Regions from separate parts of the Mus musculus genome. Here all the other regions are linked to region 2. The links are chromatin loops, found by intact Hi-C in ENCODE. Cell type or tissue: left cerebral cortex. All regions are shown on one strand.

Evidence for each region. Peaks named below come from ENCODE experiments on the same cell type or tissue, not always from the same donor. Only the 100,000 strongest peaks of a DNase experiment are listed, where the experiment ranks them.
Region 1: a loop joins it to region 2, with 7 times the contacts of the local background. A loop is called at or near these places in 5 of 42 quality-filtered maps.
Region 3: a loop joins it to region 2, with 2.0 times the contacts of the local background. A loop is called at or near these places in 9 of 42 quality-filtered maps.

Annotation. Positions count from the first base shown.
Region 1 is chr5:146,913,131-146,915,630 of GRCm38, reverse strand. No RefSeq gene overlaps it. Among named protein-coding and RNA genes, the nearest start is that of Gm10858, 17 kb to the right of the region's middle. In left cerebral cortex, a CTCF peak has its summit at 1,050 (motif pointing left); a DNase peak (open chromatin) is centred at 1,068.
Region 2 is chr5:147,298,156-147,300,655 of GRCm38, reverse strand. No RefSeq gene overlaps it. Among named protein-coding and RNA genes, the nearest start is that of Gm35112, 1.4 kb to the right of the region's middle. In left cerebral cortex, a CTCF peak has its summit at 1,313; a DNase peak (open chromatin) is centred at 1,382.
Region 3 is chr5:146,939,226-146,941,725 of GRCm38, reverse strand. No RefSeq gene overlaps it. Among named protein-coding and RNA genes, the nearest start is that of Gtf3a, 8.2 kb to the left of the region's middle. In left cerebral cortex, CTCF peaks have their summits at 1,193, 1,392 (motif pointing left) and 2,480 (motif pointing left); a DNase peak (open chromatin) is centred at 1,405.

The sequences.
Region 1 (2,500 bases), 390 kb after region 2:
TCTAGAGAGAGAGAGTTCTAGGACAGTCAGGACTACGTAAAACAAAAAACAAAAACAACAACAAAAATCTAAAGAGTTAATAAACTTTTATTTTCTTTTTTATTCATTTTTTAAAATTGGTTATTTTATTTATTTACAGTTCAAATGTTATCCCTCTCCCCAGTTTCCCCTCCACAAATACAATTTTATTTTCAAAAAGAATATACTTCTTGAAAAAAAAAAAACAAACAAAAAAGAATATACTAATGAGAGATTATTTTTTAAAAAACAGAATAGTTTCCTATACATAAAAACAATTAAATTTTTATGTTCTGAGCTCGTTTGAGGGGAAATAAGCCATGGTTTAAACTAACTTGGGGAAATGCCTTGTGGAGAGTTGGTGGCAGTATCACTTAGCAACTTGATCCAAATCAATGCAACCAATTGTCACATCAGTATCAAAGGAGTGCTATTGATCGTTTCTATTAGAGTAGATAGAACTGAAGGTGTTGCCCTGCCTGTGGAAATGGTATTGACCGAACTTTCATGACAGTGTGCTGCTGTCTGAGGAAGAGTCAGGTCAAGTCAGGATTTAGCATCACCTCTTTGAGGGTGTCTGCCCGGAAACATGTTCCCATGGGTTCCAAATCTGTGTCATCCAAGCTCAAAAAAAAAAAAAAAAAGAGGGGCCAGAGAGAAAGGTTAGCAGCACTGGCTACTCTTGCAGTGGATCCCAGGTTCAATTCCCAGCACCTCCATGGTACTCACAACCATCTGTAAACCTATACCCTCCCTTTTGGTTTTTGTTTTTTGTTTTTTGTTTTTTTTTTTCCAAGACAGGGTTTCTCTGTGTAGCCCTGGCTGTCTCAAACCAAAGCAAAGCAAACCGGGGGAGAGGGGGGGAGAGTTGATGTGAGAAAGTATGTTTTGGACATAAGGGTGACACAAGACACTTGAACATCTCTGAGAAACGAATCCCCAAACCAATCCCCTACAATCAATCCCCTAGCCTGAGAGGGGTGACCATAGAGGTGGGGAAAGCAATTTATAGCCACACAGCGCCACCTGCTGCTCACCACGGAGTAAAGAGCCCAGTGTGAAATCAGGGAGAGCCGTGGACTCTGAGCCCCAGATATTGAGGGAAGTTAAGTGTGGCTGTGCTAGTTTGTCCTGTGACGTGTGAGCATAAAGGCACCTCGGGGGATTGGCTGCATCTATAAATGTCTGCCAACTGGGAGCCATCTGATAAAATGGGAGGTTTGAGACACATGTTGACTCACAGACAAGGCTCTCTCCTGTGTGCTCTGTGTGTCGAGAGCGGACCAGACCAGAAAGCCAAGTAGAAAGTGGCCTTCTCTTTAATGACTCTAGGAAATGGCACTTGTAGGCACCAGACTGTCTAGGGATGGGCTTGGAGATTGAGGTATAACAAGCCTACAGCTCACTGACTCACAGGCTCCTGCTGCTAGCATTCCTTTATAGAGAAGACACAGGGGAGGGTCAAGGAAGGGTGTTTTAAGGTTTCCCTTGCCAGAACCCACAAGACCAGGTCAGTGGTTTCCAGCACTCTTCAGAGTGGGTGAGGCATCTTGGTGCCCAAGGGAGAGGAGCGGTGAGCACCATGCAGCCTGCCACTGTGTAGACAAAGCAAGCCTAAGGAGCAGTCTATAATCCTGGCAGGCCTTATTCCGTGAATGCCACTCACCCTGCTGTGTCTGCTGTCTGACATCTAGATGTCAGGGCTGGGGAGGGCTAAGGGTGCTCCGTTTCACACTCAACGCCTGTCGGGGACTTTGCAGGTGGAACCAAATATTAAACACAGGCTGCTGGACCCTTGATCTGCTCAAATGTAAGAATTTTGAAATCTACAAACACTCCCATATGGGTGAAGACACCATGTGTGGGATCTGCTGGAAGGACCGGCCCAGTATGGTTGCTGGCCCAACCTCTCTGGATCAGGAGCTGCATGTTTGGGCCTGTCAGACTCCATGTCACATCTGAATAGGATACAGACAAGCATCCCAAACCACCAGCTCCCTGTCTGGAAGGATTCCTAGTAACACACCCGTAACTAAACCGGCCCCATAACAGGGGAAGCCTAAGGCTAATGGTTCTCGACTTACAGGGGTCTGCTTGAGGGTGGCTCCTCCTGATGAGGCGAAAGCAGGTGCTTTCAGGAGAAACAGGTACTTCAGGTTTTAAATGTGGCTCTTCTCCCTGGCTAGTGACATGCAATTTGATGCTCTTTCATGACGTGGGGGGTGGGGGGCGCAGATAGCAGTGATCTCAGCTCCCAGTCTATCCTGCAACTGATACATTGGGCCACAACCACATGCTAGATCTCTTCAGGGTTGGTGGACCACAGGGTTTTCCACTTAGGGTGTGTCAGCCTGGTGTATTTTTATTGAGGCACAGCCTGGTCATTACTTACGATGCAGCTGGCAATGGTGGTGCTTTAATCCCAGCACTTGGGAGGCAGAGGCGGGTGGATTTCTGTGAATTCGAGGCCAGCCTGGTCTAC
Region 2 (2,500 bases):
TGGGGGTGCCTTTGGGCAAAAAGCTCGTCACAACGGCTAGCTGCTTCCAGCTGCTGCAGAATCATTCGTGGGGGTGGGGTGAGAGGGCTTTAGCTCCCTTCTCAATGCAAACAGAAGGCAACTTCCTCCATTAGCGACCCCCAACCATCCCAGCCACCGCGCGCTCAGGTATGCCCCTTAGCCAATCAAATTGAGCGCAGCATTGACTACTATTTTTTTTTTCCTGTTCTTTCCCGACGACGCTTTTATGACAGATAGTCCTCTGAATTCCTAGGTATTTCCATGGGCCCCCTCTGCCTACACTCCTTTCTAACTACCCGGAATAACATTATCTTCCCACTCCCACCTCCACCAAACACAAGAATTCAAGATCAGAATAAGATCCAAGAGGTGGCTACTTATCTGCCTGATCTGCTGCCTCTCCTGAGTGTCTGGGTCCTCTGGCTAGGCCAGAAAGGAAAACTTTACCACTTCCACTTAGGACTAAGCCGTGCCCTAAGGTACTGGATTCACATGGAGGGAGGAGGCAGGCAGGCAGGGCAGGGAGTCCACCACCCCACCACCCGGCAGCACCTCCCCAGTTTCTCCACTCTAACAGGTGGCGAATTTGCTGTTAGATTGGGAAAGGTGTCTTCTGTAGGAAAGGAAGGGTGTTGGTCACTCAGGGGGGAAGCTGCGTGGGTGTCTGCGGGGCGGGGGCTCCCCAGGTTCAGGGCCAGGTGATCCTCGTTGCCCCCAGGTGCTTCCCGCCCCAGCTAGGATCGCAGCCCTGCGCGGTGGCCGCGCCCACACGTCAGCTCCTCGCCGGCGGCGCGGTTGCTATGCGTTGCCGTGAAACGCCTGTCAATAAACTCTGTTTGGACAGTGGAGCAAGAGCACAAGGGTTGTTTGCTTAGTGGTTAGAGGTTCAAAAGTCGGCATTGTCCCGCTGCACGCGATTACAAGTCCCCCCACCCACCCTTCCCGGGGCTCTCTGGCGCAGAGATGATGGGGGGGGGGCGCTCTGAAACGCAACCAAGCTCGCTGTAGCAGACCCTCCCCCTCTCCCGCTTTCTGTAGCCTGAGCCTCCCAGGCCAAGGGAGCAGGAAAAAAAGGCCCTTCCGGGCCAGTGACGCTGTAGAGAGCTTCAGACCCAGAGACACTGTGTCATCGGTAAAGCCAGCTGGAGGAAACGTGGGATGTGGCGCGAAGTGGCAGACCAGCCTCAGTTTAGAGAGACTTGTACCTGGAGCTTGAGGCTGTTTTAGAGCGAATAATGGAGAGGCTCTATAATGCTCCAGCTCCGGGCCCTTGAGACATCAGCTCTGGGTTCAGGCCGCTAGGAGGCGCGTGTGCTCTGGGAAGAGCTGGGGATTGGTCTGTGCTCTGCGCTCTTTGCTTGGAGACACCTAAAAGGGCTCCAGATCCCGCCCAACTAGAAAATTTCAGCCAACGCGTCTCCTCACCTCAGCTGCTGTCACACCAAGGCACCCGACATCTCCCAGGATAGTTCTTGGCTTGTAGAAAACGAGTTAGGGTTGAAGGTGTAGGGATGGGACATAACGCACTAACAGGCTTGGCATGTGAGAAGGTTCAGTCCCCAGAGCTCACAGTCCAAACGCCCAAGTTCAGACTGCGGGAGATTCTTGGATCTGTTGACTTTAAGAAAACAAACCTGGAATAAAGATTCCTCACCATTCTAAAAGAGCCCCTTTGTACCGTTTCTCTCTTTTTTTCTTTTTCTTTTTAGATTTACATTACCCTGAAGAGATGGCTCAGTGTTTAAAAGCATTGACTGCTCTTCCAGACGATAAGGGTTTGATTCCCAGCACCGAGAAGACAACTCACACCCTTCTGTAACTCCCACTAGTCCAGGGGATCTGCCACCCTCTTCTGGCCTCCTCAGACGGGGTACACTGGCACACATACACGCTGGCAGAACACACGTGAAAAAAAGATAAACGGGATAAAACATCAGTACGGGACATGTATGGAAAGACGCAGGCTGTGTCCAGCTATTTTTTCCCCCTGTGAACACTGTGTTGTATACCCATCTAATAAAGTTAAAGTTTGAAAGGTGAATTTAGTATTTAATCAGATGCTTACATTAGTCAAGAAAATAAATTTTATTTTATTTTAAAATTTAAAAATTTATTTATTATTATTATTTATACAACTACATCATAGCTGTCTTCAGACACACACCCGAAGAGTGCATCAGATCCCATTGCAGATGGTTGTGAGCTACCATGTGATTGCTGGGAATTGAAGTCAGGACCTCTGGAAGAGCAGTCAGTGCTCTTTAACTGCTGAGCCATCTCTCCAGCCCCAAGAAAATGAATTTTAAATAGCAATTAAAACATAGAGCCAGTTATTTCCTTGCCGTTGTGATTCATAACCATCAAGGGAGAAAAGATAGCAACAGGAGGCTGCTGAAGGGCAGAAGCAAACTTTGGGGCCTGTAATTTGCACCACAGGCTGCTCTTTCAGGGTCAGTCGACCTTGGGGAGGTCACAGCTT
Region 3 (2,500 bases), 360 kb after region 2:
CGCTTACCCAGAGAGAAGAGCAGACAGCTAGGCTTTTTGCTACAGTGTGTCTTCCAAAAAACTGGGCTTTGGGCTTTGAGCAGATGTAGAGACAGCCGCAGGCTTGTCTATGGGCTCACCTGCTCCCACAGAGGGAAAGGGATCTAAAAGGAGAGAAGATGCCTTCTTCTTTTTATTTTTCTTAAAAAAAGGAAAGAAAGAAAGAAAGATTTATTTATTTATTTTATGTATATGAGTACACTGTAGCTGTACAGATGGTTGTGAGCCTTCACGTGGTTGTTGGGTATTGAATTTAGGACCTCTACTTGCTCCGGTCAACCCCACTCGCTCAATCCCTGCTCGCTCCTGCCCAAAGATTTATTTAAATAAGTACACTGTAGCTGACTTCAGATGCACCCGAAGAGGGCATCAGATCTCATTATGGGTGGTTGTGAGCCACCACGTGGTTGCTGGGATTTGAACTCAGGACCTTCGGGGAGCAGTCAGAGCTCTTACCCACTGAGCCACCTCTCTAGCCCGAGGATGCCTTCTTTCAGCTGCAGCTGGAACAGAACTTTCCACTTGAATGTTTTTGTGTTCTAATTCTTCAGACCTTGGGTTCAAGAAACCTCCTGTGTAGGTCCTAGCAAGCAGGGAGAAGGCAGGTCCTTTCTCATTCACCTTATCCTTCTATCCCTACAGTCACAGGCTTCCTTACGAACCAAAACTATAGCACCTGCACTATCCTGAGGGCGTATGACCTTTTCTCAGGGGTCTGCAAGCGTGTCTACCTACTGGCACGTACGTTACTGTTGCATGTCCAGCCACTTCATATTGTTCAGGGAGTGGAGTCCTGTGAACAGGCAACAGGCAGCGGAGCCTTCGTATGTGTATACATGTGCCTATATGGCATCCCCAGGGTCTAACTGCCTTTTAAATGGACTTCAAATCATTTTCCCTATTTCTCATAGACGTACCCCTTCTTTGAGGCAAAACGTGATCAACATGGGAGTCAGACGACCTGGAATTGGGTTCTCGGTCTATACTACTTGTCAACCGTGAGTCTGGGCAATCTGCTCATTTGTCTGTCCCTCAGTTGCTCAACCTAAAACAAATGAATCTCCAAGTAGAATTGTATGCATGACATTAAGCTCTGGGAAAAAGAGAGGGGAACCGAATGGATGCAGCCCTTGCCAAAGGGGCAGCATGGGGGCGCTGTTTAATCTGGCATGGGGAAGAGCCAGGGGCCATGAGGTACGTGGGGGACAGAGAAGGATGGAGTGGATTTTACCCAGCAAGGAAAAGAGGTGGCAATCACTCCTTCCTCACAACCTGTTTTGATGTTGTCTTGATCTGAGCCAATGTTGTTTCCCAAGGAAGGAAAGACAACTATACAGTGCCATCTAGTGGTGAGGAAAACACATGCGCGTTCCAATCATACGTCTTTATTGGATTTTATATGACATTAGCAGGTGTAAATAAATTGCATGCTATTACACCCTCAATTCCTCCCATATGGTCGGGCAGCATTTTAAAGTGGTCAGCAAATGTTGACAGCAATCTATCCTTGTCCCACGAACACATTTACCACAAGTAATTAACTTAACTACCTGATAAAAATGTCATTGGCATGTTGTAATGCTAGCTATTGTCTGAAAAGACTTTGACTGACAGTTTCTTATGTTGGCTCTCCGGTTATCTTTATAGGCACATAATCAAATCCAAATTTGATCATTAGTTTATGATTTGATTAAAGCAAACAGCCAAACTGTGTAATCGTCATCCAAATAGATGTATTCTTTGCTTCAATAATGGGCTTTGGATTTTTATATCATTAGAAGACAATAACCAATTAGTCTGATTGCTTTGTGGTGTTGCCAAATGCGGGGGAACCACACCCACCCTTCTTATGAATGTAATTTCATCAGCAGGATTCCACGGGCTCTGAAATATCAATCTGTCTGCTTTCCGGGTTCCTGTTGCTACTCCAGGAGCGCCCATCATTTCATGCAAGCCTTTCATTGCTTTACAAACAGGAGCGACACAAGCTGAGTTTCATGAACCATGGCGAGCATGCCCGCCTGCCTGGGGTCGGGTTGGCAGAGTCTGAATGGCAAAGCAGCAGCTGCCAGAGCCCCGGGCGGCTGCGGCTCCACACCGTCCTAAGAGCTGCGGCTCCAGGCTGTTATAAACAGCTTGAACAATGGACAGCTCCTTGGGGTTGCTTCAGCTGTGACTAGCAAAGTAGCGTGTGCCTTTTCCATAGACTTCAGTCTTCAAATCAGCAAACAGCCTTCTGTGTAAGCTGGGCACACAGTCTCCTCCTGTGTGCTTGTGATAAAGGACACCTCAAAAAGTGTGACAATTGAGCCTGGAGAGATGACTCAGCGGTAAAGAGGTTTTGCTGCTATTGCCTAGAGTGCAGATTCCATTCCCAGCTCACTGTATTGCCAGTTCCAGAGGATCTGATGCCCTCTTCTGGCCGCTACAGGCACTGCACTCATGTGATGCACAAACGAAA